Linked DNA regions of Homo sapiens: region 2 is linked to region 1. Evidence: read pairs that join two places in POLR2A ChIA-PET (ENCODE). Cell type or tissue: OCI-LY7. All regions are shown on one strand. Each heading gives the region's core, and the rest is flanking DNA. Links, peaks and the distances in the headings are about the cores only. Region 1 overlaps LARGE1 (LARGE xylosyl- and glucuronyltransferase 1). Region 2 overlaps LARGE1 (LARGE xylosyl- and glucuronyltransferase 1).

Evidence for each region. ChIA-PET counts read pairs that join two places held together with the same protein. Peaks named below come from ENCODE experiments on the same cell type or tissue, not always from the same donor. Only the 100,000 strongest peaks of a DNase experiment are listed, where the experiment ranks them.
Region 2: POLR2A ChIA-PET joins it to region 1 with 21 read pairs; 2 of 35 experiments call an interaction of 5 or more read pairs at or near these places.

Annotation. Positions count from the first base shown.
Region 1 is chr22:33,390,539-33,395,916 of GRCh38, forward strand. All of the region lies in intron 7 of LARGE1 (LARGE xylosyl- and glucuronyltransferase 1), which reads right to left. Among named protein-coding and RNA genes, the nearest start is that of MIR4764, 43 kb to the right of the region's middle. In OCI-LY7, for the core only: no CTCF peak of the experiment used is centred there; no DNase peak of the experiment used is centred there.
Region 2 is chr22:33,318,585-33,323,962 of GRCh38, forward strand. The region is part of intron 10 of LARGE1 (LARGE xylosyl- and glucuronyltransferase 1); the gene reads right to left. Among named protein-coding and RNA genes, the nearest start is that of MIR4764, 120 kb to the right of the region's middle. RefSeq lists an enhancer at 2,911-3,040. In OCI-LY7, for the core only: no CTCF peak of the experiment used is centred there; a DNase peak (open chromatin) is centred at 2,597; H3K4me3 peaks cover 1,133 bases; H3K27ac peaks cover 1,647 bases.

The DNA.
Region 1 (5,378 bases), core at 111-5,110:
CTCTTAAACATGAATGTCACACGTGTGCTCGGCTGACACAGGCTCATGTGGGCTTCTGGGAATCAGGGCTCCCAGACACCACAGCTGGGCCATAGGCAAGCTGCTCTTGGCATGCCAAACCAGAGGGGACTCTGTCTGCTTTTGTTGTGTGTTTTTTTTTTTTTTTTTTGAGACAGAGTCTTACTCTGCTGCCCAGGCTGGAGTGCAGTGAGTGGCACGATCTCAGCTCACTGCACCCTCCGCCTCCCAGGTTTAAGCCATTCTTGTGCCTCAGCCTCCTGAGTAAGTAGGACCACAGGTGTGCGCCACCAGGCCTGGCTAATGTTTTTTGTATTTTTAAGAGAGAAGGGGTTTCACCATGTTAGCCAGGCTGGTCTCGAATTCCTGAACTCAAGTGATCCGCCCACCTTGGCCTCCCAAAGTGCTGGGAACACAGGTGTAAACCACCACACCCAGCTAATTTTTTGTATTTTTAGTAGAGACAGGGTTACACTATGTTGGCCAGGCTGCTCTCGAACTCCTGACCTCATGATCCACCCGCCTCGGCCTCCCCAAGTGTTGCAATTACAGGTGTGAGCCACCGTGCCCAGCCTACCACAGGTTATTCCTATAACCAATATCCTCACATCCTCATAGGTCCTGCATTCAGAAGTCATTTCGTCTATGATTCATTTCAAAATTTTTTTATTTGAGCACCTGCTTTGGTTCTATTCATTAGTTAACTGGGGACTTGGAAGTTTTTAAAACACAGTCCTTGTTCTCAGGGAGCAAGGCCTGATAGGGAAGGGAAACAGGTAATCACAAAAATGCAAAGCACTGTGATAAATGGGAGGTGGGGAAGAACTATGGGAGCTGGGGTACAGGTAAACTGACTGTGTCTCAGGGGAAGCATTAGGGGAAGGGCATCTTGAAATGAATGATGTCTACACTGAAACTTAAGGATAAAAAAGGTTATATAAGTGAGAGACAGGAAGAACAAAGGTCAAACCAGACAGGCTTCTCTCTCTAGGACAGTGATTTCAAAGGAATGGGTTGCTGAATATCTAGCAGGTAGCAAATACTGTCCACCACATCTGAACTGCAGACCTCAAAAGGTAATGACCCATGTCCCCCTCTTCTCCCAAAAAAGAAAATTTTAGAAAGGCTGCATAAAGTTGTCTAGCATGGGTGAAAACATTTGTCTTTGCTCATAAATCTATAATTATCCACAGGTTATTTCCTTTTTCCTTTTTTTTTTTTTTTTTTTTTTGAGACGGAGTCTTGCACTGTCGCTCAGGCAGGAGTGCAATGGCGTGATCTCGGCTCACTGCAACCTCTGCCTCCCGGGTTCTAGCGATTCTCCTGCCTCAGCCTCCCGAGTAGCTGGGATTATAGGTGCCCACCACCACACCCAGCTAATTTTTTGTATTTTTAGTAGAGACAGGGTTACACTATGTTGGCCAGGCTGCTCTCGAACTCCTGACCTCATGATCCACCTGCCTCGGCCTCCCCAAGTGTTGCAATTACAGGTGTGAGCCACCGTGCCCAGCCTACCACAGGTTATTCCTATAACCAATATCCTCACATCCTCAGAGTGACACAGCAGAATGAATTCTGGGAACACACGCTTCTTCTTTTTTTTTTTTTTTGTAGCTATCCCAGAAGGGGAAGGAAAAAGAAAAAACTGCAGTGGACTTGGAAAACACACTCTTGGCTCTGAGTCCTGATATCACTGCTTAATATCAATATGATTCTTGAAAAAAGTCACTGTGTTTCTAAGCCTCAGATCCTTATTTGTAATATAGTGACAATCCCACATTAACTCCAAGGTGATTGTGAGGAACAAAAAAGAAAATGGGGGCCAGGTGCGGTGGCTCACGCCTGTGATCCCAGCACTTTGAGAGGCAGAGGAGGGTGGATCACCTGAGGTCAGGAGTTCGAGACCAGCCTGGTCAATACGGCAAAACCCTGTCTCTACTAAAAATACAAAAATTAGCCAGATGTGGTGGTGGGTGCCTGTAATCACAGTTACTTAGGAGGCTGAGGCAGAAGAATTGCTTGAACCTGGGAGGCGGATGTTGTGGTGAGCCAAGATGGCCCCACTGTACTCCCGCCTGGGCAACACAGCGAGACTCTGTCTTAAAAACAACAACAACAACAACAAAAGCAAGAAAAATGGCATCTTTAAAGTGGATGCCACTTTAAAGATTTAAATGGCATCTGGTACAGTGGAAGAGTATCCACCAGTGCTGTAGTGGGAATTATTAATGGATAATTAATGTCCAAACCTAGTAAATCATTTTTCTTTGTAATCCACTGATTATTCAAATAATCTTCAAAATTCCCGTGAGTGTGAAATGTACTGGACAACTTGAAATATTTGCAATATTTGCAAACATTTCCAGGCCCATAGCCTTCTCAGTGTTCTGAAAATAGGTGGCTTATAGTGTCACAGCCTGCATGCTTAGGAGATCTCTTGAGGTTATTCCAAGTGGCAGCTAAGAGATACATCCACAGGAAGAAAACAAATAATAATAAAGGAAAGAAAATCCACTGTATGGAAAATTATGAGCTTAAATTATATTCTTAAGCAGCTAATGAGTCTGTTTAGGATGTTAAATATAATCATCATATTGATATGAGCTTATAAGACAATCTGCCAGTTTCTTCAAAGGTTAGGAGTTTGCACTCAGGTCATAAAAGACTTGAGAAACAACATTTCCAAGAGAAACAGAACTCTGTTTATTGACCTTGCTCCTATGGGGCTGCGGAAATATCCTAATTAATGGCTGTGCAGTGCTTTCAAAATATGAAGTAGTACATAAAAGCTTAATAAATGACAGTTACAGAAACTATACATTTCCTCATTAAGGTGTCTAATTATCCCTCACTGAACTTGCCTAATTCCCACTGGATTTAATATAAATTATGTGCATGTGTGCAAAGTAGAAAGAGGATTTTTAAGTGACTACTGCTTCAAGTTATGAAAATGGTTCCATTTGAAACTGGAGCCTTTTAAGCTGAAACAACACGGATTTGGCTTTGGAATGCGTGCCCCAAATCAGACTTTTGACCCTGCTTTTCTGCTGTCAGGTGGAAGGTGGTGCCAAAAAGCTTGACTTTGGCCTTTGCCTGGCATTCGCTGCTGCCTGATCCACCCATTCCCATCCTTGTCGTCGGGGTCTGGGAGCTTGGAGCAAGCCCCTTGCCCCTGAGTGCTCTGCACAGAGGCAACATGCCTTAAATTTGACAAGGACTGTCAAGGGAGCTGGCTGGGATGCATGTGACCCGCAGCACTTTACCTACAGCTGTTGTGCTGGGAGCACAGAGACCAACGCTAAATAAATAAATGAATAAATAAATTAAAAATCAAAGGATTCTCTCATGAACATCTGGTCAAGTAGCAGGGCTTTTCATCTGTGGATCAGAGGGCCATGTTTTCTTTTTAGCAACAGCTCAGTAATCAAGATGGCAGGGAAAGAAAAGTAGGTATCTGTGCAGAGAGGAAAGTGAGAATAATGCTATTTTATGAGCTAGACATTATTTTTTGCCAGTGCAACTGCCAAAAAAAAAAAAAAAAAGAGAAGCTAAACAGGGTGACAATGATGATAATACCTACTATTTATCAAGCAACTGCAGTATACTAGAGAGAAGGAACTTAACTTAGATGACCTCTGATTCTTTTTTTTTTTTTTTTTTGAGACAGAGTCTCGCTCTGTCACCCAGGCTGTAGTGCAGTGGCACAATCTCGGCTCACTGCAACCTCTGCCTCCCAGGTTCAAGTGATTCTTCTGCCTCAGCCTCCTGAGTAGCTGGCACTACAGGCGTGTGCCACCACACCCAGCTAATTTTTTGTATTTTTAGTAGAGACGGGGTTTCACCATGTTGGCCAGGCTGGTCTCGAACTCCTGACCTCGTAATCCGCATGCCTCGGCCTCCCGAAGTCCTGGGATTACAGGTGTGACCCACTGCACCCAGCCAGATGACCTCTGATTCTTATGACAAACTTGCAAAGTAGATGGAATTATCTCTATTTTACAGATGAAGAAACTAAGGTAGACAGAATTACCTCCATTTTACAGATGAAGAAACTAAAGCTTCCATATAACTAACGTGTGGTAAAATTAATTTCACTCTTTGATTTGTGGTCTCAACCATACCATGTGGTCTCAACCTCCTGGGAGCGTGTGTGTGTGTGTGTGTGTGTGTGTGTGTGTGTGTGTGTGTATGTGTGTGTGTATCTACATGCTCATAACTAAATACGGTGAGGCTTTGCTGAATCAGGGGTCTAAAGCCAAAACAAAAGAGTAGCTCCTGGAGGAGCAGTAAGTAAATGTTTGAAGGACTTTGAGAAGACCACAGGCCATAAGCAGACTGCCTCTGTGAAAACCTGGGAAGATCCCAATCATTATAAAAGGCCGGGAAAGGGCTGGGCATGGTGGCTCACACCTGTAATCCCAGCACTTTGGGAGGCCAAGGCTGGCAGATCACGAGGTCAGGAGATTGAGACCATCCTGGCTAACACACGGTGAAACCCCGTCTCTACTAAAAATACAAAAAAATTAGCCGGGCGTGGTGGCGGGCCCCTGTAGTCCCAGCTATTTGGGAGGCTGAGGCAGGAGAATGGTGTGAACCCCGGAGGCGGAGCTTGCAGTGAGCCGAGATCGCGCCGCTGCACTCCAGCCTGGGTGACGCAGCGACTCTGCCTCAAAAAAAAAAAAAAAAAAAAAGCCAGGAAAACTAGGGCTTCCCTGAGGACAGTCCTGTATGAAAAGGAAGCTGTAGGCCTAGGGTAGGGCCTGATCCAAGATTAGTGATAGTGGGTAACCGGATGGAGCCAATAAATATTCAACTCAGGACACTGTGTCAGCGCTAACTTATGTCAACTTTCCCTCCTGCATGGTAGGAACATTCCCTTCTTTCTGCATCTGAAACCATCCAAGTAACTTCATAGCATGTAGAGGACTACTTGCAGGCAAGAACTCTTTAAAACTTTTTTAGCAAAGGGGAATGCCTTAAGCTTGCATTATGAAAACTGTTTAAGAGAAGGTTCTGCCACTATTCCCTCCCTGCCCTATTTTCATTCTTTAGGCTAGCTACAAGAATGTAGCTAGAATTGGGTTGGTCAATTCAGACCACATACCTCCTTGGCTCAGGAGGAGAAAGTAGGGACCAAAGTGCCTGGATGACTCCTTTGAATGAGGTTCAGAGGAAGTTTCAGATGAAACCTTTTATTCCTAAACTCAGTACTTCTCACAGTGTATGATGTAGCATTCTGTAGGATGCTAGTAAATGTTGTGGAAGCAGGGCTAAATAAGTTAAATAAGTGTAGGAGATGATTGATTAGGGTTAAATAAAGTTAAATAGGTTTTGATATATCAGTGTGCACAGTGAATCTC
Region 2 (5,378 bases), core at 94-5,093, 72 kb before region 1:
CGGGGCCTGTTGTGGGGTTGGGGGAGAGGGGAGGGATAGCATTAGGAGATATACCTAATGTTAAATGATGAGTTAATGGGTGCAGCACACCAACATGGCACATGTATACATATGTAACTAACCGGCACATTGTGCACATGTACCCTAAAACTTAAAGTATATTAAAAAAAAATGATAATTTGCCAAAGGTCACAGGAGGGCTGGTTCCATTTTTTTTTTTCTGTTAAATCAGCCTTGTCTATCACACGATAGAATACAGACAAAAGTTTACATGGCAAGGGTTACCAACCTAGCTGAATACCATAGAATGTTTTTCCAAGAAGGTGTACTTTTTTAAATCACCAAATCAACAGTGTAGCAGTCAATAAGAAAATATATTAACTTGCTTCTGTAGAGCTTTGTACCTGTTAAGACCATTGCCTTGACAGATTACTTGATGGCATTATTTCTCAAGATGTGTGCTATGGAAGATGATGGCATTAATTGCTCCAATTCCTTCTCTCTCCCCCACTCCCCGCCACCCCAGATATCCTTGTCCTTTGCAGTGGTGCTTACTAAAGCGGCACAGTTTATTTCTCTAGCCTTGAATAAGGGCTAGAATCATGATGTATTTTTGTTAACAAAAAGCAGGGGAAGTAATATTGTCTCAGTCTTGAGGCTAGACCTCAAGAGAAAGTGTTTCTTGCACCCCTACCATTGCCATGAGAAGATGCCGAGGCTAGCTTGCTGGAAGATGAGACATCTGGGGCAGAGCAGCTCCTCCCCAATTGCCAAAGTCATGCAAGCCAGCCTGGCCCAGCTGCCTCAATAAATACTACTTATTTTTTTTGAGACAGAGTCTAGCTCTGTTGCCCAGGCTGGAGTGCAGTGACGCGATCTCAGCTCACTGCAACCTCTGCCTCCCGGGTTCAAGTGATTCTCTGGCCTCAGCCTCCCGAGTAGCTGTGATCACAGGCACTCACCACCACGCCCGGCTAATTTCTGTATTTTTAATAGAGACAGGGTTTCACTATGTTGGCCAGGCTGGTCTTGAACTCCTGACCTCAGGCAGTCCACCCACCGAACCCTCCCAAAGTGTTGAGATTACAGGCGTGAGCTACCGCGCCCGGCCAATAAATGCTTCTTGAAGGCCACTGAGATCTTACTGGTTCTGAGCAATAGATACTGATAGAGTGCTATTGGTATTTTGTGGGGGGCACTTTTTTATTATGGGGACCTGTACCACATATTGAAGGACAATCAACCTCCCGAGCTCCTGCCCACCAAATGCTTATAGCATTCTCCAGACAGCCCTGTGATGCTCCAAATGTACTTGAACATTTCCAAATGCAGCTTGGGAAACTGGCTGAGATCCAATCATCTGTGAGACACTGTCAACTATCTCTAAAATTTTTAACCGTTAAAAGGATGCAATTAGGGATATTCAGCTTTTCAAGTCAATTTGCTGTCCCTGCCTATTTGAAGATTCTCACCATGCCAACAGTTTAATATAAGACAAGGAAGCTGAAATTCTCATTCCATCTAAGATCTATGACCCCACTGCTTCCTTCTGACCTGTATGATTAAATCCAGATTTCCTTGTTGACAATTACGGGCTGCTCTCTCTGACCCATCACCCCCACACTCTGTGGCCTCATCATTGGTCTGTGTGCTCCCCAAATCTGCCTTTCCCTCACACCTCCGTGACTTTGTTCCGTGCCATGCTCTTCCCTCTCGGGGATGCCCTCCCTCACTTCACTCCACTCTCCTCCACCTAAAAAACCTTCCATTTACCTTTCAAGATTCAGCCCAGATGGCACCTGCTCTGTGAGACCTCTGCAGATCCTGCTGGGTAGAAGCAATCCGTTTCTTCTCTGCGCTCCAAGAGCACTCAGTTCGTAACTCCATTAAAGCACTTGTCAACTTAAACTGAAATTATTTAACGGCAACTTTCCCGGTGAGACTGTGACATTTTACCATTGTCCTGAGCACCATGCCTGGCTTGTGACAGGTGCTAATATCATGTGTTGCATGCCTGAAAAATATTTGCTGTATACAAAAAACCTGTAATCACTGTGAAGTTAAGACTATCCTTTCAATTTTCCTTTTGTGTCCTCTAATTATATGCACAGAAGGTGATCAATAAGCCCATTCTTCAGCCTATGATTTGCTTCAATATTTGCATCCAAGGGTCTGTGACGGCTGAAAAGCTTTTGGAGAGCAAACAAGCATGTGCCAAGCTCCACGTAAGGTGCTGGGTACAGGTGATTTCCTCTCCTCCCCAGAGCCCCCGGTGAGTCACTGGCAGCCTCATCCAACAGTTGAGAAGGGTGGAGGTGTCAAACCTGGGTCTGTGCCCCTCCACCACCATGCTGCTGCTTCAGGAAAGATGCCTGCTTGGCCTCATGTGAAGACGCAGATGCAGCACAGTGGCTAAGGACACTGGTTCTAACCCATTCTGCCTGGATCATCTCAGGTAAGTGGGTGAGTGACCTAACCTTTCTGAGCTTCAGGGTCCTCAGCTGTAAAATGAGGACGACAAAACTCACTACCCCAGAAGGTTATAGAAGGATTCTGAAAGATGCTGCATATAGAGAAAACAGCGGTTGAAGAAAACATTCAACAGATGTCACCTATTATCATAGTGATTATCACAGGAAAGGGAAACACCTGGGCCCCTGAAGACACCTATGTGGATACTTTTTGTCCTCAAACCTCACCTGAAGGAGACTGTATGGCAAGATCCTGGTGGGCAGGGATGGTAGGGGCTGGATGAGCCAGGGTGGCCCTTCTGATTCATACATATTAGAGGGAGTCCCCCTGGCTTTCCCCTTGAGGGCCTAAAATATGCCTATAAACCATAATGTTACCTCCCGGCAGAAAACGTAACCAACTGCTATGCTCCTAAACTCCCTCACCCACACTGCAGAAGAGCACAAGAAATTATCCTCCACTGGAGACTAAACATCTACAAAATTCTTTGCAAGAGCAGGGTTGGCTTTTTTTTCCTTTGGTTTTGGTTTCTGTTTTAATATGCTCAGAAGAATGAAGGGCTTCCAGTTCAATGAAGAGGACAGTGGAAATGTGTGTGATGCGTGGGTGTGAGCGTGGGTAGGCAAATGTGTGTGGAGAAATGGGTCCTTCTTTGATGAGGCTTCAGACAAGTAGCTGGTCCTCACCATGTGAAAATGGGCATTAGTGAGTGGAGAATGAGAAACACATGCATGTATGGGGGTTTCTCATCCCCTTTACTGACTGACTGGTTGATTGACTAAGATGGAGTCTCACTCAGTCGCCCAGGTTGGAGTACAGTGGCACGATCTCGGCTCACTGCAACCTCTGCCTCCCGGGTTCAAGCGATTCTCCTGCCTCAGCCTTCCTAGTAGCTGGGATTACAGGTGCGCACCACCATGCCCAGCTAATTTTTGTATTTTTAGTAGAGACAGAGTTTCACCATGTTGGCCAGGCTGGTCTTGAACTCCTGACCTCAGGTGATCCACCCGCCTCGGCCTCCCAAAGTGCTGAGATTACGGGCATGAGCTACTGCGTCTGGCCTCTCCTTCTCTTTATATGCACACACAGGTACATACCCTTGAGTTGGGGAAAAAGACATTCCCAGGTAAATGGCTCCAGGAACCACTTTCTAAAAAGCATCCATATGGTGAGCTCCTAACAGCAGGAGCTGTATCCCCTTCATTTCTGAACCATCTGAACCTAGCAATATCCAGGTTCTATATCCAATGTTAACAAAGATTTTCTGAGTGGTGGATTCACAGATGAATTTTATTGGCTTCTTTATACTTTTCTGTAGTTAATTAATTCCCTGCATTTTTCTCAAATGAGCTAATGCATGTCAAGTGTTTTGTAAACTCTAAAGTGCTGCAGAAACTTAAGCAATGTGGTTATGATTATATCATGTACCTTTTCAAATCCTAACCTAGGCTTGCTTATTGCTGACTGCGTGGCTGATGTGATCCATCTTGGATGTTCAGCAAGCCTCTGTTGGATGTCCTCAGCCCCTGTATGTTAGGAGAGGGAGTACTGGTCAACGGAGATGCTCCGAGGACTTCCAAAGTACACCTTGCCCTAGTGGGATGGACTAGGGCAGTCCTGGAGAAGAGGCCACCTCCAGCTCTGAACTTCATGGTACCAATAATGGGATTTGGTGGCATCCACATCCCAAGCTCACTTGCAGCCCTTGCTGCAGTGTATAAAGGGTATTATCTAGGGAATATTGTCATTTACCAACCACAGTGGGTATTGTAGAAAAAAAAGGTGGCCGGGCACCGTGGCTCATGCCTGTAATCCCAGCACTTTGGGAGGCGAAGGAAGGCGGATCATGAGGTCAGGAGATCGAGACCATTCTGGCTAACACCGTGAAACCCCGTCTCTACTAAAAATACAAAAAATTAGCTGGGTGCAGTGGCGTGCGCCTCTAGTCCCAGCTACTTGGGAGGCTGAGGCAGGAGAATCGTTTGAACCTGGGAGGGGATGGTTGCAGTGAGCCGAGATCACGCCATTGCACTCCAGCCTGGGTGACAGAGTGAGGCTCTGTCTCAAAAAACAACCACCACCATCAAAAACAAAAACAACAACAAAAAACAAAAACAAAACAGGAAAGAAAGAAAGGTATGCTGTCAGACGTACCTGTCCACAGGACTCTGGGGCAACCAGAAGCCATCCTTGAACTTGCATGTTCATTTCTCCTCTACATGGTGCTTTGCACCTTGATCCACCTAATACTAACTGGGTACCTACTATGTGACTGGCGCAATGCTAAATGTTTTCAGGTGCATTGCTTCATCAATTTAATCCTTCAGCACACATATCTGTTGTACAAAGGAGGAAACTAAGGCTCAGGAGCTTTCAGTAATCTGCTTCAGTGAGCGAGAAGAAGTCCAGGATGGGAATCCAGTCTTCGGACCTCAAACCAGGGACATTTCACAACACAATTACTTCTTCCCAGGAGATGGAGGTGAGAATCAAATGAGATGGTGGAAGACACAATGTTCCATGAACGAAGCAGGCCATAAAAAACTGTGGTCCCAGTGCAGGAAAAAGACGAAAGGAAAAAGAAAAACCCACTCAAAAAAAGAAGGGAACACATTATAATGTTAACAAAGATTTTCTGAGTGGTGGATTCACAGATGAATTTTATTGGCTTCTTAAACTTTTCTGTAGTTAACTAATTCCCTGCAATTTTCTCAAATGAGCTAATGCACGTAAAACTGCTTTGTGAACTGTAAAGTGCTACCCAAACCTAAGCAATGTGGTTATGATTATATTATGTACCTTTTCAAATTCTAATTTAGGCTCGCTTATTCCTGACTGCGTGGCTAATGTTATCTCAATGGGGAGACTCTAGCAGTTTAGAAACTGCCTCCTTGGCCAGATGCGGT